Linked DNA regions of Homo sapiens: region 2 is linked to region 1. A link is an interaction called in ENCODE POLR2A ChIA-PET data of the cell type or tissue named here. Cell type or tissue: PC-3. All regions are shown on one strand. Each heading gives the region's core, and the rest is flanking DNA. Links, peaks and the distances in the headings are about the cores only.

Evidence for each region. Peaks named below come from ENCODE experiments on the same cell type or tissue, not always from the same donor. Only the 100,000 strongest peaks of a DNase experiment are listed, where the experiment ranks them.
Region 2: POLR2A ChIA-PET joins it to region 1 with 5 read pairs; 3 of 35 experiments call an interaction of 5 or more read pairs at or near these places.

Annotation. Positions count from the first base shown.
Region 1 is chr1:232,268,711-232,281,188 of GRCh38, forward strand. It overlaps LOC124904550 (a long non-coding RNA gene), which reads left to right. Exons shown (of 2, transcript XR_007066942.1): 2 at 1-271. Among named protein-coding and RNA genes, the nearest start is that of DISC1-IT1, 350 kb to the left of the region's middle. In PC-3, for the core only: no CTCF peak of the experiment used is centred there; no DNase peak of the experiment used is centred there.
Region 2 is chr1:232,330,417-232,342,894 of GRCh38, forward strand. No RefSeq gene overlaps it. Among named protein-coding and RNA genes, the nearest start is that of SIPA1L2, 290 kb to the right of the region's middle. RefSeq lists an enhancer at 1,768-2,748. In PC-3, for the core only: no CTCF peak of the experiment used is centred there; a DNase peak (open chromatin) is centred at 4,615.

The DNA.
Region 1 (12,478 bases), core at 1,877-9,876:
ATGGTGGCAGTTGGAGGAATGGACTCACCTTTTCCCATGAGCAGGATGTTTATCATACTAAACACCAACGACTAACTGTTATGTAAACCTTCTGTGAGGGGATCCTGTTTAGACTTTGTTCAACAGGATTTATTTCTGACTCATTAGTGGAAAGACTTATGTTTGTTTTTGTTTTTTTTCACCTAAAATTACTATCATTGTATAATTTACAATATACACAGGCTTTTTCTTTTATTTTGTCTTAATAAATCTTCAAAATAATCCTGTGAAATAGGTACCATCTCCATTTTTCCATATCCCACACAATCTAGACATTTTAAAAAATCAATCACAGTAATAGTGACAAGTCAGATTTTCCTAGTTATGCCTCCATTCACTACTTCAGGACCTCCAGCATTTTCCTGATGCTACTTCATGACTCAGAAACGACTTCCAAACCCAGCACCTCAGTCACAGGGTGGAGATGGGGAATTGGCATTTATATTCCATTATTCCATTCCACCTTATTTTCTTGGTGACTTCTTGTGTGACAGGGCTGGAAAGATTTTTTTAAATGCCTTTTAAGACTGTCTTGCAGCTAGGGTGCTGGATGGTTTGTTTATGACGAACTTGCATGATTTGGAAGATGGAAGTGTGGCAGGGGCTACTGCCTGTGGCTTTAGCTGCAGCTCCTGGAGCTACTGTCCTGGAGATGATGCTGGGCTGCCTGACTCAGCATCCAGGGTCCAGCCACTAGCTTCAGTGGTGCTGAGAAGCAAGTGTGGTTCTGTGCCTGCCGGATGTGTGTTCTTGAGCTCCACCACTCGGGAGCTGCTTAGCAGAGGTAGACTGTTCTCCAGTGGGCCAGTTTATTGCTGTCCTGAGAGTTATCCTACTCACAGGCTCTCCCAAAGATTCTGCAAATTCCTAATTCCTGTTATTGAATCCTTTTTTTGCTGAAAGTAGCTAGAATATTTTCAGTTTCATGCACCTGAACCCTGGTGGATACATGTCCACCCCTCCCAGTGCTGCTGGGTCTGGGAGTCCCCACAAGTGTGTCCTGTCTGCCTATAGTCACAGCCATCTCACCTCCAGGTGACAGTGGTCATACCCACCAAACTTTCTTCTGCCCCAGGCCCTTATAGTGACCCCTACTGCTAAGACTTCTCGTGCCCATGAAGACTCCTGCACTTCCACTGCTGTTGGAAGCTGAAGGCCATCAGAAGCCCGCTGTCAAAGGTATGCCCAGCTGAAGCTCCTCCACAGGGAGCATCCATCCTCTGGCACCCTCAATGTGGGAGCGAGGCAGTCATCTCCGGTAAAATGGGGGAGAACCTCTACCCCACTGCAGGATTGCTTTGCTACCTTTATGACTTTCAGACACTATTATTATTGCACAAATATGCTCTTCAGCTTGACTTGGAGCTTCCTGCTCTCTGGTTCTTGACCCAACATTTACAAATTAAATAACAGTATTTAATTAATACTATGTAGTCTAATAAATTATTAGTTAATAATTAATATGAATTAACAATTAATTAAATAAAAAGTATTTGTTGAGGGCCTAATGTAGGACATGCATGGGATTACACCTGAAATTATCTGTTGACTCTGGCAACTGAGTCATATTTGTGTTCCTAGTGCTCTCTTTCCATGGAAGGAGTCCCCTCCAGGCATGAATAGACCCCTCACCTGTCACAAAAATACTCTGCAGAGCTGTCCAGCAAGTCTGCCAGCCATGTCTGCAACCTGAGGGAATAAACTAACACTACCTAAGCTTCAGCTAGGAGGAGGGCATGGACGATGCGAGGTGACTGGGGAAGATGTCTGTGATGGATCCCTGGTTCTTACCAGAGTGACTTCCCCAAGGTCAACATCACTCATCCACGCTTTCATCAAGTAGATCCCAAGAAGGAAGGTACAGCCAAGGAAGGGATACTCTAGACAGCTTAACTTAGGAAGCTCTTGCTTTGCTGAGTCACTTGAATATTGCACCTGCAAACCCTTCTTTTACATGGCTTTTTTGGGGATTCCATTCCTTATTTATTCCATCACTAGATGAAAAAAATACCCCCATAGAAAAGCATGTTTCCTTGAAAGGTTTTCAAGTTCCTCAGTATTGTAGTTAGAATATTAGGTCTGATTTACCCTTTGAAAACTTCCTCTTTGATACAGTATTTTAGCTGTAATTATTAGGACAAAAGATCAGAGAACCATAAAAGAAAAATGACATCTTAAATATTTACTTAAATGGACTTCAATTTAAATGGACTTAAATTGTTTACAGAGCTCATGCTACATTCTGCTATATAGAAAATAGCAAGAAAAAAAGTGAAAGGAAAACTTTCCAAAAATTTTGTTTGGAAAAGTTTTCTTCAGAAACATATCCAAGGATCTCTTTATGGTAGAAAAGAGAAAGGTCTTTGGAACTTTTGAGGGGGAAATGCTGTTTTTAATAAAAAAGCAATTCAAGGAATATTTATTTATTTGCTCAGTTTCAAAAGGTGTCCTTTAGTGTTGAGACCCCAGGAAGGCCAATGTCATGTTTCCTGAGGCTGTTGGGAAAAGGAAGGAGTTTTGACATAGAAGCAATCAATTCACAGAGAAGCAAAGAAGTGCTGGAATTGGCTGTTGGCCCCTTATGTCCACAAGACCCAGAAACTGAGAGAGATAGTAGTTAAAATTGCAAAGTGTTTTCAAAGTGTTTTCCTGAAAAGATCCAACTTTGACACAAAGGAATTGTTTACTTTTTAAATATACATGTCTGCAGGAAATTTTATAAGGTCTGTATCCATGTGTATGTGAGTAGATCTCTCTCTCTCTCTCTCTATCTCTCTCTGTCTCTCTCTCTCTCTCAGCTTTTTGGATTTTCTCTTTACCTTATATGTTACAAACTTTTACAAACATGTGTCTAAATGTGGATTTTTAAAAAATTCATTCTGCTTGCCACTTTGGGAGATATTTTTTCTATCTAAGGACTCAGGCCTCTTTTTTTTTTCTTGCAAAATTCTTACTTTTCAAACATTGTCCCCCAAGAACCCTCTCTATTTTCCATATCTAGAACTCATTGAATAATTATGGAAATTTCTAGATTAATCCTCCCTGTCCCTTAACTTTTTATAATACTTTTTCTTTGTGATCCATTCTGGAAGATTTTTTTCAGTTTTATCTTCCATTTCATGAATTCAGTCTTGAACTATACCCAGACTAATACTCGACAAATCTATTGAGCTTTTGTTTCAATAACCGTATTCTTCAATTCCAAAATTTCTAATTTTTTTTTCTCCAACCGTGAATTCGTGTTTAATGGATGCTATTTCCCCCTTTGTTTCCATAAGGATAGGAAAACAGTTCTTTCAGGGGTGAGTTGAGTGCTCGTGCTTGCAGCCTGTCGTCCTGCTGCTGGGCCTTCTCAGAGGGCCTCTCCCTTGCTCATGTGGGATGCGAGACTGCTGTTGGGATGATGTAATTGTGGTTTCAGCCTGGGACCTGGTGGAAGCAAGATTCTGGGCTCCTATAATATATAGGAAACAACGCCCCAGCCTCAGCCACATGGCTGCAGCTTGCAGCCACGCCGCAGCCCTGGGTGGGCGGCTGGGTTCTAACCCCGGACCCCACCATGGTATGGAGACCCTGTCCCCTGTCCCCTGCCCCACCTGCTTGGCCTGGCTCTGGACCTGGCCCGTCGGAGGAATGTGGGTCAGGAGTCCACTTATCCTTGCTGGTTTTCTCCACCCCTGTGGTGTAGAGAGATTGCATCAATTCTTGTCTATAGAGATTTCCCATTTCCTTTTCTTGTTTTTGTGCTGGCTATGTGCTTATAAATACATTTGAGATCTTTAAAAGTATGTGTTGGGGAAGAAGAGAGGTTGCAGGCTGAGCTCAATCCAACATCTGGACCCTGATATCTAGTGAGGAATGTCTCAGGAGAGGCATAGAAGACTCAGGTGCAATGACAGAGAAGCTCCTGGCTTCATCTCTTTAGATTCTGAGATAGGGAGGCATGGGAAAGGAGGAATAACGTAAAGGTAAAGAGGGGAGGAGGAAAAGCAGAGTCACGGACGGAGGACCACGGAGCAGGGGCGGGTGGGAGCCACCTGGCGATTACAGGTGCTAAAGTCGTGTTTCTCCATCTTTTATATTTAAATAATGATTTTACTTTATGGATCCTGAGGAAGGAAGCTTAGCAAGTGCTTATTCATAAGCATTTTTCTCATGATCTCTTCATGCCATAACATATGTGTATGGAACATAAAGCCCATAGAGTAAAATCATTTCATTAAGTGTGTGGTTAGTGACATGTGGTTAGCACACATTATTTCCTCCTTTCTGCCTTTGTAGTAAAAATAAAATGTAAACAAAGTTGTTGAGGACTTTTGATAGGAGTGAGAGGGAGGGCTGTCTTCTGGCCTTCCAGACTACTTCAGAACCACCGATAAAAATGTGAATCTAATATCGAGGTTAATAAACTTGTCTCAGTGTTGCTGATTAAGACGATTTTTTTTCCTAACCCAAATGTAAGTGTTTGGAACTAGTAATTCAAACCATTGTTAAGCCTTAAGGATATAAGTCTGGCTTAATGCCCAGAGAGTCAGTAGACTCAGGCTCTTGAATGTTATTTAGGAAAACCAATCCTAAAAGAAGAATTCCTCGCTAAAATGCAGATTCCAGAGACTTCTGAATGTGCCATTGGCAGTTTCAGCAGATGTACATAAGCATAGAAATAACCGCTTTACTGGGTTAAACGGTGTCACCCAATTGTGTGTCTACCCAGAACCTCAGAAGATGACCTTGTTTGGGAATGGGGTCTTTACAGATGTAATTAGTTAACATGAGGTCATACTGTATTAGAGTGGGCCCGAAATCCAATGGCTCATGTCCTTCTAAGGAGAGAGGATTTCGAGACAGAGAGGAGACAGAAGGCCATGTCACAATGGAGACACTGATTGCCAAGGAATACTAAGGATGGCTGGCAACCACCAGGAACTAGGAAGAGGACCTACCCCAGAGCCTTCAGAGGGACGGTGGTCCTGCCCACACCCTGCTTTCAGACTTCTGGCCTCCAGAACTGTGAGAGAATAAATCTGAGGTGTTTTAAGCTCCCAGTTTGTAGTAGTTTATTACAGCAGCCCTAGGAAACTAAGACATCTTGGGGAAAAAGTAGACACAGGGCCCAAGTAACAGTGTAAATTCCACCATTAACATCAAACACCAGGGAGGCAAAGGATCATCTTAGTCAAGGGACTTCCTTGCCAGGCTCCTGGGCACCTGGGAGGCATCTACCTGATGGTCCAGGGCCAGCTTTTCTTGTGGTCTCCCCGTTGTTAATGTGTGGGTCCAGGTTGGCACATGGTGACAGACCTCCACCCATTACACCCATTAGTTGTGAACGCTGACTAAGTGTCCCCCTCAAAAGTTTGCCAACTCTTGGCTTAGCTGCCCCATTTACAAGTTGCCCGTCCTTACATAAGTTGTCTGATTACTTATGTTTTCTATCTGGAGCTTATCTTTTTACATGTTGACTCAACCTACTTCACTGGGAAGAGGATCAAAATGGGAAAGAACAAAAGCTGTAACAATGTTAGCAGTTAATTTTTTTTTTTTTGTAAAGAGTTGGCAAAGTGTTTACTATCTAAATAGCTGGCCTCAGAATTCCTCTTGGGAAGGAAACTGTCTTTACACAAGAAAATTCCTTGGTAAAGACTCCCCAGACCACATCAGGACGGCATGTTGATTGGTAGCAAGGCTGCTGATAGCAGTTGCATTGAGACAGCAAAGCTTTTGCAATAGAGGCTATTATACAAGAAAGGAGGAGCAAAGGATGGGGCTGGGGGAGGGGAGTGTGAGAGAATTTAGCAAGACTAGTTGAAGAGATGGTGTGAATATGAATGCTGTGTGATACGACCCTTTCCCTCCTGTCAAAATACTCTAGAAATTTATGAATCCTTGAAGGAAGTGATTCTCTTGCTGTTATTGTTGCTTTGGAGACAGTTTCTCATTACACTTGACATGTTCCTTCATGTATCTAACATTTATTGAGCACACTGAGAAGAAATCATCTCCTCTTCCCATCTCCAAGAATGTGCAGACGTCTAATGGAGGGTGTTGGAATGCCACTGGACGTAGACTAGTAGGTTTTGTGTTTCTACACCAAGACTATAAGAAGCAGGACAGCCGCCAGCTTGTATTCAGTTACATTATATGTTTCTTCTTTTTAAGGCAATACTGCTGCAGGGGAGGAAAAATATATATATTCCTTTTACCCTTCCAAGTTCATGGCTGGGGCCCTATAACAAAAGACAGATTGACAAAACAAAAGCAAACAGATTTATTTAATGTGAGTTTCACATGACACAAGAGCCTTCATAAGGAAATAAAGACTCAAAGAAACAGTTAAACCTGCATGTTTTTACTAATAGGTTTGATGAAGCATGAGCAGTCATGGAGAAATTCAGTAGAGCATTGGTGTGGTTTGGCTCTGTGTCCCCACCCAAATCACATGTCGAATTGTAGTCCCCACGTGTCAAAGGGGGGACCTGGTGGGAGGTGATTGGATTATGGGGGTGGACTTCCCCCGTGCTGTTCTTGAGATACTGAGTGAGTTCTCACGGCATCTGATCATTTAAAAGTGTAGTACTTCTCCCCCTGTCGCTCTCTCCTACTCCACCGTGGCAAAGACATGCTTGCTTCCCCTTCACCTTCTGCCGTGATTGTAAATTTCCTGAGCTTTTCTAACCATGCTTTCTGTAAAGCCTGTGGAACTGTGAGTCAATTAAACCTCTTATCTTCATAAATTACCCAGTCTCAGGTAGTTCCTTATAGCAGTGTGAAAACCGACTAATACAAGCGTAGAGTACAAGGTAAGAGTAGTTAACTGGGGGAAACTTAACAAGGCCTGTTTGTTCAGATACTCTGTGTCCCTTCATCTTCAGAGATAAAGATACCCCTTTCCTCCTGGAGACGGGAGGGCACCTTTCATATGAGAGTCTTATGACGTGCTTCAGGGGAAGATCAGAACATTCTTCCTGGGTTTTCTGACCTGCTTTGTGGAAGAACGGTGGGGAAATTCAGAGAGTCCTTCCTGCATATGCTATATCTCTAATTTCCTCAACTTAAAATATTCAGTATATCAAGGAGCCATATTTTGGGGGTAGCATGTCCTGAGCCTCATCACTCTGATTGGAATATAGATTTTATACCTTAACTGAAGTTAGATTGACTGTCTCAAACAGGTCAAACTGATGACCAACAATATGTTCTATGTGGCTTACAGTGACAAGAAAAATAAAAGCCCATATTTACAAAGTTAGAGATTTCACATAGAATCTGGATTTCAGAGATCTCTTCAAAAACAGAGACATAGGATAATACTGCCAAAATCAGCAGGTGTTCCCCAGGGGCCACCCCTTCCAATGGGTACATCCCTGGAGGGTGACTCCTGCTGTCTCTTACCTCTCCCACCTCCCCAAGGCAGGGCACCAATTCCCCTTTATCTTTCACATGCCCTGTACTTTTCGTTGTTATGGTGGTTATGTCTCAGGGGCCATAATTCTACCAAAAGCAAGGGAAAAAAAGTGGACTAAGAGGATGGGGTTTTGACAAAGCAAAATGGGAGACAGCCTATATTTCTTTAAGGAAGTACGGACTCCTCCTGGCTGTTTAATCTGCATACCCTACTGCATGTGATGAAAGAATGCAACTTGAGTCCCTGGTTTATGAAACCTGTCTGCTCCCTGCAGATGGTCCAGCCTGTGATTCTGGACTGAAGTGACTTGATTCTAGCACTCATTTTCCGTCTCCATCACTTAGTTGCTAATCCTGTATTTCTTCATGATTTCTCAATCTCATCTTACCTAAAATTTGCCTTTACAACCAGATTGTAAATTTCACAGTGGAAGGGATTTTTCTCAGCAGTCCACCATTTTTCCACCCCAGACTCTCTTTCCCTGCCTGCTTCCTCCCTATCCAGGGGAGATCAGGGCAGAGGCTCAGGCAACCAGGACAGAATGAGCCACACCTCATAGCTCTGGTCAAAACTTACCTGGGCTGTAGCTGTTGAGTCCCAGTCCTTTTCTTTGTATCCTCTCTACTTTTTCTCCTGACTTGCTTTCCCCTGCAGCTTAGAAACTATGGATCTCCTGAGTCGGCTGCCTGCCCTTTGTGCTTCCTTTGTCTCTGCAAAGTCAGCATTCTCCCCTGGTGACTGCATCAACCTTGGACTTTTGGACCACATCTTGCTGTGCTGAGAGATCCACCTGATACTTTGCTCCCAGCAGAGTCTAGCCTACTGTCTTTCCCTTGAGTGGTTAATAGACTCATGCCTTGGTATACTCAAGCAATGCAATGTAATTCATTTAGACCAGTATGTACGGAGAAACATGTGCCTTTGACCCCCAAAATTCTTTCAAATTTTTCTTGCTCTTTGTCTTTTTCTTTTTTGCAGCAATGGGGAAGGGGAGAAGTCATCAGTTACACCTCCTCATATTTGTAGCTAAGTGGTGAGGTTCTCCTCACCATCACTTCACCATCCTTCCTTGGACCTAATCCTGAACATTGTCCTGATCCCTTTCCAAGTTACCCAGTGTAGAAAATCCCAACAGGTCCCACTGGGGAAGTCTTAACTCACAATGAGGGCCTTACCTTACCTTCAGCTACACAGAACTTGGTTTCCTCACAGAATTCCTCCTTGTGCTCAAAGAGCAAGATGAGAATTTTGGGGGCCCTTTGGATCTGGAAGATGCCAGGCCCAGACCCAGCCCTCACAAAGAGTTTGATTTATGGCAAATGTCAATGTCACATGTAAATGCAAATTGTAGCTATGGTGCAAATGAGAGCCCAGAGAAAGGGGACACTTAGCTCAGCTCTGGGTTAGCTAAGCTCAACTCAAGGTGACAAAAGGCCTGGTGGAAGAGACATTTATGACATTTGTGCAATAGTTTGACCAGATATCATTTTAAAAAATATTCCAAAGTTAAGCATAATTTATGTGCCATAAATGAAATTTACACACAGATTTTAAATGTATAGATTGGTAAGTTTTGACAGTTGCTTATACCCATGAGACCACCATCCCAAAAAAATTTCCATCCTCACTGGAAGGCCCATCTTCTAGTCAAAACGCACCCCCCCTACAGTGCTGATTTTTACTACCACAGATTTTTTTGCCCTGTCATTGAACTTCCTATAAATGTAGTGCATACAAAAGCATTCATTCAGTATGTGCTCATGGATCTGGCTTCTTTGGCTCAATACGATATTTTTTGAGATCTATTTGTGATATCAACATGAGTAGATCTCAAAAATTGTCTGTTTCAATGATGTCTTAGTCTGCTTCCTGTTGCTTATAACAGAATAACTGAAACTGAGTAATTTATAAAGAAAAAGAATTTATTTCTTACAGTTATGGATGCTGAAAAGTCCAATGTTGAGGGGTTGTATCTAGTGACAGCCTTCTTGCTGGTGGGGACTGTCTGAAGAGTTCCAAGGCTGGGCAGGGTGTAGGGGTCAAGTGTGCTAATGTGCTAACTCAGGTCTCTATTCTTCTTCTTATAAGGCCACCGCTTTCCCTCCCATGATAACCCATTAGCCTAGCCCATTAATGCATTAATTCATGAGTGGATTAATTCATTTATGAGAGCAGGGCCTTCATGATCCAGTCACCTCCTAAAGGCGCTCCCTCTTAATATTGTCACATTGGGGATTAAATTTCAACATGAGTTTTTGAGGGAGCAAATATTTAAGCCATAGCAATGGTTTCTTCTTTTCAAATTCTGTCACATGAATGTACTACAATTCATCTATCCATTCTCTTTTGGATGGACATTTGGGTTATTTTCAGTTTGGGATTATCATGAATGAAGTGGCTCTAAACATTGTGTATATGCCCATGTATTTTTTCATCAAACAAAGATTGAGTAGGTCAGTGTCTACAGCAAGGGTCCCAGACATCTACCCATGGGAAAGGAGATTAAGGTAAGCCATCGATCAGAGGTCCACTGGGTAAAATTCTTTGGGTAAAAACTAAGTAGGGGGCCTGTTCATGCTCAAGAAAGGAATTTTAGGATTACAGGGAAGCTGTGCTCTCTTGTGTGAACTGTATTCTCTTTGCAGTGGAAAAAGTCCTGAGCAGGGAGGGAAGAGAGCAGGGTCGAGACAGGGGACAGCGAAGACAGGAGAGCAAGGTGCCTAGGCAGCAAATGGAAGGAGGCACTCATGCTTGGGGCCCAGTGTACGCTGCATGGCCCTGAGGCCTGGCCCCTGCTGGGATAGTTAGTTCTTCATGTCTTGTAGTAGCAGAGATTGGAAATTGGTGGGATCTGCTATTTCTAGCATATTGTCCTCTCCTCAGAGCCTGATGGCTGGAGGCAAGCTGTGACAACGCTCTCTGCAGGCTTTGGAGAGAAAGGAGGGGAAGGAGGGGGTGTTTTCCTGCTGCATCATCCTGGTAGTGAGCCTTTGTGCTGAGATTTTGCTAGAAGGGACTGTAATTGCAGGACCAGCCCACACTGGGCCTACTGTGTTGATAACAGAATGTCAAGTTACCACAAGTCATGTAGCCTAGGCATGTGTAATAGAAAAAGACTTGACCTCCAACAACACCTGGAACCAATGATTCCTTCCCCACAGAACCAAGAAGACTGGGACATAAGGAGAACCTGAATGTCAAAACTTTTTCAGAAGTGAAGGGTCCATTAACCGGGAAAATCTGGGGCTATATTCTGTTTCAACATACCTTACCATAAATAGTCAAATTTGAAGCCCTCCCATCAGACCCTACCAAGCCAACATTCCTAAATCCTTTCCCTTGCCTTCCAACTCCTTAAAACTTGCTCTAGTCCCCGAATCGGGGAGACACTCTCATTGCACCTCCTGTGTCCTTGCTGACCTCACAATAAAGCCTTTCTTTTCTCAAAATCCAGTGCCATAGTATTGGCTTCTTTACATGTCAGGCAGCAAGCCCATTTGTGGGATAACAAGAGTGGGCCTGGCTCTACTTCTATGCAAGTTCAAAAAACGACAAAAACAAACAAGAACCAGACTGATTTCTTCAGTGGCAGCTTGGTGTTAGGAGAGCTAGATCTTCCTTACAATTCTCTGAGGGACTCAGGCAGGTCCCCTGCCCTCTCTGAGCTCCAGTTTTCTTCCTCTGTAAAATGAGGATGGTCTAACCTGCTGCGAAGCTCTCCGACATGATTGTCATGGTGACTAAACAGGAGGAAACATGGGAAATTGTGGGGAGAACATTAAATGTCTATGTATGTGAATTAATGTAGGGAAACATCCATCAGACTGATTGCTTGAGTGGTTAATCTGGCTTTAGATACTATTTAGGACTAATAACCAACACAATTTGAAAGAGAGCTGAGAGCACTGTAAATATGGGCTGTTTTGGTTTGAGCAAAGTTGAATGAACAAATGCCTTACATAAGCATTTCTTTAAAGCCTGCAGTTCCTCAAAGCCTGCACATCTCTTAAAGCATCTTTCAGTGGGTTCTGTGTTCGTTTGTTCTGCCTAGCTGAAGTCAGAGTCGACACAAACACAGTGTGTTATGTGTGTACTAGAAGAAAGAGTCAGTAATATGACAAAGGTAAGGGCAGAATTGGAATCTCATGAAGAGTATAACCACGGGCTGAGTTATTGAACTGTATGAAGATGGAAATGAAATAATGTATCTAACACCAGAGAAAGAGAAATAGCTGGGAAAGATGATGATATATTTCCAACAAGAATGAAACTTAGAAGTGAATCAGTTTTAAATAGTAAGGGAGCATAGCAATTATTGTATGCGGCCTTGTCATTTCTCAGATAAAAAGACCGAGGTCTGCAAAGTCTGATTTATTTGCACCTGGTGACATAGCTAATTAGAAGTGTAGCTGGCATTGGAATCTGGTTCTTCTAAATCCTAGAGGTAAAAGATGTCAGCCTGTGAAATGTCTTAGTTAAATTTAATTGCGAGTTTGACTGAATGTTCAGGTTAGGGCATTTCTTTCAAGAACTGAATAAGGCTTATGTTTTATTACAGAAAAAGGTCTATTGATTAGAAGCCATGTGACTGACTAAAGAAAACCAATGTGAATAGGAAGATGACTCAAATGTCTAAACCCCAGTAGGGAGAGTTTGAAAAGAAAGAGAAAGGAATTAGAAACAAATGAAACAACTAAACAAAAAAAAAAACATGATAGAGAAAAGTCTTGGGAATTTGCACTATTAAACACTTTCTGAACCAAAAAAAAAGAGAGAAATTTTGTATCACCAGGGCAGATTAAAATCCTTTCAAGGATAATAATGAGAAAAGAAAAATGAAAGGAAAAAAAACCTCTAGACAAAAGGAAAGACTTCCCACAGGTAATGACACCAGAATGCAGGAACCTGGAAAGCAGCAACAATGGAAGCTGGCTGGGGGCAGCGAGAGACAGGGAGAAAGAATGCAAAATGAACACAAAGCGGCTGCAGGATAGCAGTACCTGGGACCGCAGAGCGAGGGAGAGTGGATTCACA
Region 2 (12,478 bases), core at 1,570-9,569, 61 kb after region 1:
TTTGCCTGTCGTGGAGCTTGCCTGCATTATTTAACATGTCTGTGCTTCCATTCATTCATGTGAAAATTGAAACAAGCGTACTGCCAGGTGGCCATGGACATAGATATGTCCAGGATCTGGTTTCAAAGCAGTTCAAAAAAAAAAAAAAAAATCAGTCATCAAATACAAGGTTGAAGGACAGAGACCTGTTTCCCGTGTTTGGAGGAGAGGTTGATCCGGATGGATCCGCAGTGATTTTTTTTTTTTTTTTTTTTGAGACGGAATACAGTGGCACCATCTTGGCTCACTGCAACCTCCGCCTCCCAGGTTCAAGTGATTCTCCTGCCTCAACCTCCTGAGTAGCTGAGACTACAGGTGCCCGCCACCATGCCCGGCTAATTTTTTGTATTTTTAGTAGAGATGGGGTTTCACCATGTTAGCCAGGATGGTCTTGATCTCCTGACCTCATGATCCGCCCACCTCGGCCTCCCAAAGTGCTGTGATTACAGGTGTGCGACACCGCGCCCGGCCCGCAGTGATCTTAATGTGCTGATGGATCACTTGTGACTCTCCACTGAGGAGCCACACCCCCTATGTAGGTCCGATGTAGGACCCACAGACCATATCAACATTCAGGGCTGGGGGTTGGGGACTCAAATATGTTCTCCTCACTAGGCAAACCTTGAAATTGCTGAATTGTGCAGTGGGACAGAGTTGTCAGTTGTCTATCTATCTGGGACTGAGGACCTTCAGAAAATAAAGCTTATTTTAAGGGGAGACTCAGACTCAATGAGCTTGACTCCGTAAGGAACCTTTACTTCAAGGAGGGAAGAAGAATTGTTTTCGTATTTTTTTGGTGGAGACGGGGTTTCGCTGTGTTGGCCTGGCCGGTCTCCAGCTCCTAACTGCGAGTGATCCGCCAGCCTCGGCCTCCCGAGGTGCCGGGATTGCAGACGGAGTCTCGTTCACTCAGTGCTCAATGGCGCCCAGGCTGGAGTGCAGTGGCGTGATCTCGGCTCGCTACAACCTCCACCTCCCAGCCGCCTGCCTTGGCCTCCCAAAGTGCCGAGATTGCAGCCTCTGCCCGGCCGCCACCCCGTCTGGGAAGTGAGGAGCGTCTCTGCCTGGCCGCCCATCGTCTGGAATGTGAGGAGCCCCTCTGCCTGGCTGCCCAGTCAGGGAAGTGACGAGCGTCTCTGCCTGGCCGCCATCCCATCTAGGAAGCGAGGAGCGCCTCTTCCCGGCCGCCATCCCATCTAGGAAGTGAGGAGCGTCTCTGCCCGGCCGCCCATCGTCTGAGATGTGGGGAGCACCTCTGCCCCGCCACCCTGTCTGGGATGTGAGGAGCGCCTCTGCCTGGCTGCCCAGTCTGGAAAGTGAGGAGCGTCTCTGCCCGGCCGCCATCCCATCTAGGAAGTGAGGAGCGTCTCTGCCCGGCCACCATCCCATCTAGGAAGTGAGGAGAGCCTCTTCCCGGCCGCCATCCCATCTAGGAAGTGAGGAGCGTCTCTGCCTGGCCGCCCATCGTCTGAGATGTGGGGAGCGCCTCTGCCCTGCTGCCCCGTCCGGGATGTGAGGAGCGTCTCTGCCTGGCAGCCGCCTGGTCTGAGAAGTGAGGAGCCCCTCCACCCAGCAGCCACCCCGTCTGGGAAGTGAGGAGCGTCTCTGCCCGGCAGCCACCTCGTCTGGGAGGGAGGCGGGGGGGTCAGCCCCCCACCCGGCCAGCCGCCCCGTCCGGGAGGGAGGTGGGGGGATCAGCCCCCCGCCCGGCCAGCCGCCCCGTCCGGGAGGTGAGAGGCACCTCTGCCCGGCCGCCCCTACTGGGAAGTGAGGAGCCCCTCTGCCCGGCCAGCCGCCCCGTCCGGGAGGGAGGTGGGGGGGTCAGCCCCCCGCCCGGCCAGCCGCCCCGTCCGGGAGGGAGGTGGGGGGGTCAGCCCCCCGCCCGGCCAGCCGCCCCGTCCGGGAGGGAGGTGGGGGGATCAGCCCCCCGTCCGGGAGGTGAGAGGCACCTCTGCCCGGCCGCCCCTACTGGGAAGTGAGGAGCCCCTCTGCCCGGCCAGCCGCCCCGTCCAGGAGGGAGGTCGGGGGGTCAGCCGCCCCGTTCAGGAGGTGAGGGGCGCCTCTGCCCGGCCGCCCCTACTGGGAAGTGAGGAGCCCCTCTGCCCGGCCAGCCGCCCCGTCCGGGAGGTGTACCCAACAGCTCATTGAGAACGGGCTATGATGACAATGGCGGTTTTGTGGAATAGAAAGGGGGGAAAGGTGGGGAAAAGATTGAGAAATCGGATGGTTGCCGTGTCTGTGTAGAAAGAGGTAGACATGGGAGACTTTTCATTTTGTTCTGTACTAAGAAAAATTCTTCTGCCTTGGGATCCTGTTGATCTGTGACCTTACCCCCAACCCTGTGCTCTCTGAAACATGTGCTGTATCCACTCAGGGTTGAATGGATTAAGGGCGGTGCAAGATGTGCTTTGTTAAACAGATACTTGAAGGCAGCATGCTCGTTAAGAGTCATCGCCACTCCCTAATCTCAAGTACCCAGGGACATAAACACTGTGGAAGGCCGCAGGGTCCTCTGCCTAGGAAAACCAGAGGTCCTTTGTTCACTTGTTTATCTGCTGACCTTCCCTCCACTATTGTCCTGTGACCCTGCCAAATCCCCCTCTGCGAGAAACACCCAAGAATGATCAATTAAAAAAAAAAAAAAAAAAAGAATTCTGAGAACAAGGAATGGCTACTTGGATTTCATCCCTGGCCCAGGGTCTGAGAGCTGGAGAGTTAATAACAAAAAGTGCTGGAAAGTGCTGTCCTCTCTATGCCTCCCCACCCCCACAGAAAACTCTACTAAGGCACAAGTAGCACCTTCAGGACTAACCTTGCTGAGAGTGGCACAAAGGGGAGCGTGGCATTCTCCCTGCTTTCGCCGTGAACTCCCCAGAGTCCTCCAGTGCCCACAGTGCATGGCAGTCCACAGTGATCCTAGGGAGCACATCTTTCTCCTCTTCGTGTTGCTGTCTGTATGCAGGGGCTCAAGTGTGGGAGCCAAAGGGGCCTGACAGAGACAGGGGAGTCCAGCAAACTTCAGCCCCTGCAGAGCAGCTGCAGTTCCCAGGGAGTGCGGAGGTGCCAGTTAGACAAGGCAGTGCTGACCGAGCGTGGTGCCAGCACCTGGGACAACTTTACGGTGGCAGGCAGTGCCCTTGACTGCAGAGTCAGCACCAAGGACTGGATGTGGTACACATGTCCCCAGCTCTCCAGGGGACCCTGAACCTGCCTCACGCACAGCAGGTGCTCAGTGAGTGGATGAAGGAATTGACTTGAGTGATGTTCACAAAAGGAGCATGAAGCATCCAGCTATGGAGATGAGACACAGGGAAATAGATGAGGCCGACTTTTCTTTTCTTTTCTTTTTTGTCTGTAATTTCTAAACTGTGGCTAAAGAAAATGCCAGTATTTGGTTTAATTCCCATCTGGCACCTTTTTCAGCGGTAAATTGATTTCAGTGTTTTTTTTTTTTTTAAAGTCTCATCACGAAGCTTCTATAGTTAGGTATAATTCATCAAGGTTTAGAATTAGCCCAAATTTCTCTAAATCCTTCTTTATTTTTTCACACAAGGCTTCATGATTGTTGGTTTGGAACATTAAGATGCAAATGATAGAGGAAGCGTTACACATTTAAATGTGCAGGGTTGGTGTGGCATTAAGCTGTTCTGGAAAAGAACCACAATCCTCCTCCGGTTTGTTAAGATGGAAAAAATGGGAGAGTGGTGAAAAGGGAGGAAATGTTAGATTTATCTCGATTCATGCTTTGTAGGTCAAGGTGAAAGAAAAGACTATAAGCTTTTCAAGACCTAATCACTGACAGACACGCCTAGCAAAGATCCTGCCTTACCCAGCCAAAGCAGAAAGACCATGGAGGGATTGGAGACAAGAATGGTCTGTTTCCCACTGAGCCCTTAAACTGAGGTCTCCCTGGCCCATCCGTCACTTTCCCTTGGAGAGTTGGTGTGCGTTCCTAACAGAGTGTGTGTTTCCTCCTAAGAGAATTAAAAGTGACAAGATGAGGAGTAATGACATCATGACAGAGGCCAGGCAGTTCCAAATGTGTTCTCCCCAAGGTATGCCACTGCCCAATGTCCATTGTGACTTGGCTCACATCTTCCTCCCTTTTCCTACCTTTCCTCAGTGTCTCTTCTCCTTCCTCCTCCTTCCTCCTCCCTTTTGCCCCTCCCCTCCCCCTTTTCTTCTCTCCCTCTTCCCTTCTCCTCTTTCTCCCCATCATGCTCTCCCATCCCTTTCCCCTCCCCCTCCTTCTTCTGTCCTCCCCTTACCCTTCTCTACCATCTTCCTCCCTTCCCCTCCCTCATCTTCTGGCTCTCCTTCTTCTTCTCTCCTTCCCTCCTTCTTCTCTTTTTCTCCCTCATGTCTCCCCCTTCCCCTGCCCTCCCCTTCCTCCTCCGGTCTTCGCCTGCCTGTCCCACAGTGGCTGAGCCGCCCTGCCCTCTGGCCTGAAGCTCTGACTCCACCTTCTCCATCCCAATCCTCCCCGCCAGAGCCACACACACACATTTGCCCCGGGCTTGGTGCTGGCTTCTCTGAAATCCACCCACCTTGGGAAGGATGAGCCACGTGTTTTTGGGCCTCGGGGCCTTTGAGCATGAGCTGTAAAGAAGGATGAGTGTTTCCGTTTGACTTTGAGCCAAGCTCAGTGGGGAGGAGCGCTTCACCTGTAACGTGCTTGACTTGCCTGGCAAAAGGGCAGCAGGAACCCTGCCCTGCTCTGCCCACCTAAGCCCAAAGGATAGAAGGAGGGCAAGTCTTTTCTCGTGTGGCCGCCCTGGCCTGAGGACATTGCTGGTAGTCTTGTCAGTCCTTCCTGGTCTGTCTCTTTGCGTGGAGAGAGGGATGGCCTAAAGTTGGGAGGCTGAAATGGAGGAAGTTTGGTGATGTCACAGAGGCAGTGTGGTTCAGTAAAACCGGGGTGCTGGCATCGCCACTGTAGCTATGGGCGAGACACCTAACCTCCCTGAGGGCCAGCCCCTCCTTGTCAGGTGGGGTTATGAAGCTCCCCTGTTGAACGTTGTTGGGGTGAGGACATCAGATGTGGTAGAGCAGGAAGAGGCGCTGTCTCCTTTCTTGTGGAGACTTCTCAGAGAAATCATTTCCGCTTACCTATTGACAAAGGGGTTTACCAGAAGGTCAAAAGGGGGCTAGGCCCCAAATCATTCCTTTTCTGGTTTCCTCCTCTCTGGGGGCACTGGGCTTTCATGAATAAGCTCTCCTGCGGCTCTGTCACCAGACAGGCTCTTTCTGCTCCTGGATGGTTGCAGGCCCCATGACTGCCTGGTGTACCATTCTCCCTGGGCTTTCCTGTTCTCTGTCCATTTCAAAATTCTCAGCTTTTGCTCCCACAGCTGACAAGCTCCCTCTCCTCCTTTGCTGGGTGTGTCTTACTCACATTTCCAAGAGGCTGCCTCTGCATGTCACTGTGCCACAGTATTGGCACCCAGTCAGGGGCAAAGCCCCGGCCAAGCCAGCATTGGAAGAAGGGAGGGGTCCTGAGACATGGCTGCCTCGGCCAACTGTTCAGCAGATGCTGTGGGAGGCCCCTTCTCCCCAGCAGGCCTGGGGGTGGTCAGTGATTGACAACTCTACCCACAAGGCAGAGGGACTGAAACCAGAACCACAGAGAAGGCAAGCAGCCTGCTTAGAGACCAGAGAAAAGCCTGCACTTCGCTTCTATTGCATCTCAAGTGTGATAAGAGCACATAGCTTCTCCAAGTCCTCTGAGCCAGTGGAGGGACTGAGCTAACATTATGATGTCCCTAGATGAGTAGGCGGTGGCAATTTGTGCTTTTTTATTTGGCAATAATATTTAACAAGACATTTGGGTCAGTGGGATCAATTAGACCACACTAGAACTAATTAGAAGTGCTGTATTTGATTATAAACTCCCAAAAGGGTACTCATGGTGGCCAGAGTTATTTTTGTGTGCAGGACTTTAAAGAGGGGAACCCTTTGTTCAACAAGGGTGCATACTGAGAGCACAGCCAACTTGTTGGGGCACTAGGTGCTATTGCAGGGGAGGCAGAGATCCCCTCCAACCTCCTTAAGCTCTTATGAGGGCTCTTTGGCTGGATCTAGAAACCAAATTGACACCAGGCAGATTAACAAGAGAAAAACATACAAATTGCATGAGTTTTCCATGTGCATGGAGATCTTCAGAGGAGAGTGAAGTCTGAAGAAGTGGCCAAAGCCAGATGCTTTTGGACTCTTTAGACAAATAATGACAATTTCAAGAAGTGACAGGACAAAGAAAATCGGGCTAGGGCAGTAAATTTTCTAGGAGAGTCATTAGGAGAGATACAGGGGCAGGTGGAGGAGTGTAAAACAGATGGGAGATAAGGGTTACTGTGTAATATTTGTTCATTCAGGTCCTTTGCAGCCCCCACTTCCCAGTCTCTGGTGCTAAGGGCTATTTTCACATGCTAATATGGCAATGGCCCCCGCTCCCACCACCCGACCAGGAGAAATCTTTATGCTTACTGAACGCAGGAAAAGACAAGTCAGCTGACCCTTTCTGAAACGAAATTTCTCCAATGTTTTCAGCTCTAAATCATCAATCCGGCATATTTTTGTATGACATGTCCTTCACTCCTTCACTATCCAGCATGATTATAAAATCCACTCCTGTGTCCTTCGGGGGCTTCAGATTCAGCTGGGGAGACAGAAAATCAGGAGAATTCTTCCAAGAAAGACTATTCTGCATAATATAGCAAGTAGAAGTTGGAGAGCTAGGAACAGCATGAGAGGGTGGGGAGAGGAACAGAGGTGAGAGAGAGATAAAGTGTGAGCCAGTAAGATGCCAGCGAGCTGAGCACTGCAATGTGGACCCAGCCCCCAAGCCTTGCTGAAGTCTACTAATCTCATGGATTTTTGCATGAGGGATTTTTGTTGCTGTTGTGTGGTGGTGATGGTTGGCACCATAAGGTGTTCATCTGGTATGTTATAGAAAGAGCAAGAGGAAGCAAGGTCCAAGAGGCAGATGGAGCCACCTCACTTTCCACCTGCTATGATTTGAACATTTGTCCCCTCCAAAACCCATGTTGAAATTTAATCCTCAATGACTATTGAGAGGTGAGGTCTTTACAAGGTGATTGGGTCATGAGCCCTGTTTCCACATGAATAGATTAATGGGTTAATGGATTACTGAGTTATCATGGGAGTGGGACCAGTGGCTTTATAAGAAAAGGAAGAAAGACCCAAACCAACATGCTCAGCTCCCTCACATGTGATGCCCGTGCCACCTCAGAATGCCACAGGATCCCCACTAGCAAGAAGGTTCTCACCAGATGCAACCCCTTGACCCTTGACCCTGGACCTCTCACCCTCCATAATTGTAGCAAATGAGTTTCTTCCCTGTATAAATTACCCAGTTTAAACTATTCTTTTATAAGCATCAGAAAACAAACTAAAACACCACCCACCCTGAGCTCAGAAACTGGGATAAATTGTTGGGAGTATTTTGACATTCCCCAAATGTGAAATTCAGGGTGCACAACAAGAATTATAGATTAGAAAAGAACTAATTATGGAGTTATGTACATAGGGAATACAGTCCCAGCACCCTATCTTTGTACCATACATTGTTTCTTACAAAGAGACCTTACAACCTAGCACGTCAGTTAGAAATACTGGTAGATGGCTTATTAAACGCTCATGAATCGGTTTACGTGATTTATTTCATTGAATCATCACAGCAACATCGTGCAGTATGTATTGTTATTAACTGCTCCCCACTGCCCCTCTGCCCCAGTTTTACCGATGTGGGGAGTAAAGTGCAAGGACGTTGGATGGTGCCATGGAGCCCGCAGCTGGTCACTGGTGGCGAGATGAGCGCCAACACAGGCATAGTGAGTCTGGAATGAGCATTCCTCACCTGCGCCACACACTGCCTCTTTATATGGCCCTGACATCACATGACACAGACCAAGCTGTGCTGCAGAACCATCCCTGTCTTTCCCTCCAACCACTGGCAGAGAATTCAATCTGACATTCTGACATTGCCCAGTCATCATGGTGTCCCCACACCAAGGGCAGTATCCTGCCCAAAGGAGCTCAGCAACTTGTTGCAGGGGTGAGGTTAGCAGGTAGGTTTTAACTACTCTCAGAAAAGTTTCCAGACAAGAGGCTTTATACCCCAGCACATCCAGGTCTTTATCATAAGCCACTGAAAGCACACACTGTGTCTAAGATGCTGCATCTGAGATTCTCCAGAGGAGAGGGCATTGGTCATCTGCACGAGGTGTCAGGCTGGGGAAGTAAGATTTCTATTTTATCATGATGTCTTTTAAGATACTAAGTCCAGGAATGCCGTCTCAAATCCTATTGGAAGAAAAAGGCAAGAGATAAATACATTTCAATAGGGAAAGGAAACATGCAGGAACAGTTATGGAGAAACCCTGTCATGTTATATGCACCCTATGATGACTGCCCATGTTACTGATTTTGTAACATAAAGTAGAATGTATCCCCAGTGTTTCTCCTTTTGAAGGGAACAGACCTTTACAGCCAGTATCACACAGAAAGAAGCCTTGGTTCACAGAGTCCATGTGTGTGTCTCATGTTTTTGAGCCAAGCCACACCATGGCCCCCAGAGTCCTCGTGTCCTGCACAGCTGAAGGAGCTGGAATTGGCACAGCTGAGAGTACAGGTGAAGCCTCACCTGGCAAGACCGGCCCTCTATTCATGTCCTGCTTTTTGTGTGAGGTAGAAGGGGGACATTGGTCATGCTGGCCCCATAGACTTGGGTCTATAGCCAGTTAACAGCTGTTCCCTTGAGAACCCACTCATCCAGAAGGAATAGCTCAGTCTGAGCATCAGCCTTCTGGTGCCCTAGCTTGTTTGTTCTCCTCCCCAGCTCCGAGTGGTGTTCAAGAGAGAGGAAAATGTGAAGCTGTTAAGCATTTGGGGAAGAGGCATAGAGCCATCAGACTAGGGGCAAGGAGAACCATCAGACTAGGGGGCTAGGGACAGGGGTAAAGAGAGCTATCAGGCTAGGTGCAGGAAGAGTCATTAGACCACCAGAGTAAGTAAGGAGAGCCATGAGACTTGGGGCAGAGCGAGCCATCAGACTATTTTAGCTCAGTGTACAGATATGACCTCACTCTTAGATTATTCCAGCATATAGAAATTAGAACTTATCAAATGGTCATTAAGATGTAGTATATATCTTTAGGAAAGCCAGCTCAAAGTAGATAAATCTAGAAGTCAATTGAAAATATGATTTGATTTTTTAAAAACTGCACTTGCACATAATCTTTAAGGAGATATTTGAAACAGGTTGTTCTATATACCATCAGTTCTTCCACACCATTCTGTATCATGAAATGACAGACAGCCTGAAAGAGACACTTCTAACAAAAGGCACAGGCCCCAGGAAAACCCATGAAATCTAGGTGTAGGCAAATATCTGTGTTTATGCATATATATGCATGTATTTATATATAAAAGAGAGTAAGTTTATGGGATTTAAAACTTAAAAAATACTAATCTAGACAATTGAACTATGCAGACAGACAGAAAGTGTGAGATTTTCCCTTCAATTTTTCACAAATTTCTCCTTGAATTATTTAAGCTCAGCATTTCTAACTATGAGTCAAAATACCAGCTTGGTGCAAATTTCTTTGATGCAGGTTGTGAATCATTCTATGAGACAATGTCTGTGAAGCTCTACAAACTCCCCCTAAATCAAATATACTTATTTATTGATAATATTCACATGAAATTCTTCTCAAAACCAAAAGTGACTGGTGTTTCCTGTGTACCCAGCTGCTGTATATCCATTCTTCAGAGTATCTTCATCTAGATTACATTAAGAAGTTGTCTCCAGACCCATCAACCATTCCCCGCTAACTGTGCCTCATGAGTTCCAGAATTTGAGGAGAATCAGTGGGATATGGATACCATTTGGGTCATTTGTAAAAGCAGCATGCTTTGACCACCTCTGCTCCAGGCCTTCCCCTGAAGCCATGAGACACCCTTCTTTCTCCAGTGGAATGGGACATAACTATTGCGCTTGGCTTTCCATCCCTTTCCTCATCCAATCCCTGCCCCTGCCCACCTGATTGTCCGGGACACACAGAGTTCTCAAGGAAGCCTGCCCCTCCTTGAGTGTGTGTGACATAGGATAAGAGAATGTAGCTTTTGCCTGGGAAGTGTCCTGAGCACTCAGTGGCTTCCTTTAGCACTTGGCAGTGTTAAGCAACACAGTGACGAGTCAGAGAAATGGCCTGTGTGATGGAGGCTACTCTCATGCATGTGCCTATCTCTGTTAGAGGTCAGGGCATGCTTGAGTTAGAGATCAAAGCCTGCTCAATGCCGGGAAGTATATAGCAGATACAAAGCAGGAAGGATATATTGGATACCAAGCCATCAGTGAGGCAGCTGTTGTGAGCAGGTGAAGTGATCATCAAAATTCAAAATAACTAGGAGACTTGCAGTTTGGGTTTTTTGTTTTTATTTTTAATTTTGTGTAGAGACATGTCTTGCTTTGTTGCCTAGCCTGGTCTCAAACTTCTGGGTTCAAGCAATCCTCCTGCTTCAGCCTCCCAAAGTGCTTGGATTTACAGGTGTGAGCCACCGTGTCCAGCTGACTTCCAGTTTTGTGTAATTGTTTTGAAACAACTGTGTGGGCATTGGTTATTAGGATTGGTTTGTTGCTTTGTTTTTCCAGACTATCTTCTCACCTTAAATTATATCATCCAACTAAGTCTCTTTCCAAGAACCAAGAGATTTCCAAGCCATCTCTTGAAGGGATCAGCTTTTTCTTGCAAAGATGAAGGGAACTGGTATTGGTCTCATCTTGCATGTATCACAGCCCCAGCCCTGGAAGCGAATGTGCCAACAGGACACTGTTATGAGACAGGGCCTGCCTGATCAACTCCTCACTATGACCAGCTGCCTTACTCCTTCAAATTTATTTCTAGAGGAATTTAGAAGTCAGCATTCTGGGAAATGGCATGGTTAATCCCTCTTCAGTCCCAGCCTGCCTGACTAGCCCTACCTCCAGCTACACCCTCAGTCCCTCCATACAGTTGGTCAGTTTCATTCCCACCTCCTTGCATCTTTTTATGATATTTCTTTCCCCTTTTCCTGGCATATCTGCTCTTCACCTTCTGCCCGTTTTTCAGGGCCCAAGGAAAGGCTAGCCTCCACTTGCATACATTCCTTGGCTTCTCTGGTCTACAGACATGCTGCTATCGACTCCATGAACACCTATGCTCTGCGTTGCTCATTCTTGCACTTCATTATGGGCAGCCCTGCAGGCTTTGACTTATTTTTTGTCCATTTGAACATATACAACTGAGAAGGGACACTGAGAAAGCCCTGGACAAATATCTATCTGAATTCTTTTTGAGTTAATAGAAATCATCTACAGGTCTTGTCTATACAAATGGTCTGTAGGCAAAGTGAATACCAGAGTTGTACATTCTTTTTTTTTTTTTTTTTTTTGAGACGGAGTCTCGCTCTGTCACCCAGGCTGGAGTACAGTGGCGCGATCTTGGCTCACTGCAAGCTCCGCCTCCTGGGTTCAGGCCATTCTCCTGCCTCAGCCTCCTGAGTAGCTGGGACTACAGGAGCCCGCCACTATGCCTGGCTAATTTTTTGTATTTTTAGTAGAGACGGGGTTTCACCGTGTTAGCCAGGATGGTCTCTATCTCCTGACCTCATGATCTGCCCACCTCGGCTTCCCAAAGTGCTGGGATTACAGGCGGGGCCAGTTGTAATTGAAGGCAATTACATTCTTGAAGGCAAAGTTTCTGTCTGCTTCATCTTTGAAACTCCCAGAGTATCTAGTCTTGACTCAAGAATCAGTTGACATTGCATATAATTTAATACTTACCATCATTGATTTCAATACTTAACTGAAACTCAACCTTGAGAATTTCCTCCTCTACAGAACAAATCCCATTTCAGATTCCTCATCAGTGTCTCATCTGAAATATGGGGATGATAATGCTACGTAACCACATAGAGTTACAGAGTGTGTTACATTAATTCTACATGTAAAATACTCAGTAAATTGAATTCCTAGGTATTTCATTCTCTTTGAAGCAATTGTGAATGGGAGTTCACTCATGATTTGGCTCTCTGTTTGTCTGTTGTTGGTGTATAAGAATGCTTGTGATTTTTGCACACTGATTTTGTATCCTGAGACTTTGCTGAAGTTGCTTATCAGCTTAAGGAGATTTTGGGCTGAGATGATGGGGTTTTCTAGATATACAATCATGTCATCTGCAAACAGGGACAATTTGACTTCCACTTTTCTTAACTGAGTACTCTTTATTTCCTTCTCCTGCCTGATTGCCCTGGCCAGACTTCCAACACTATGTTGAATAGGAGTGGTGAGAGAGGGCATCCCTGTCTTGTGCCAGTTTTCAAAGGGAATGCTTCCAGTTTTTGCCCATTCAGTATGATATTGGCTGTGGGTTTGTCATAA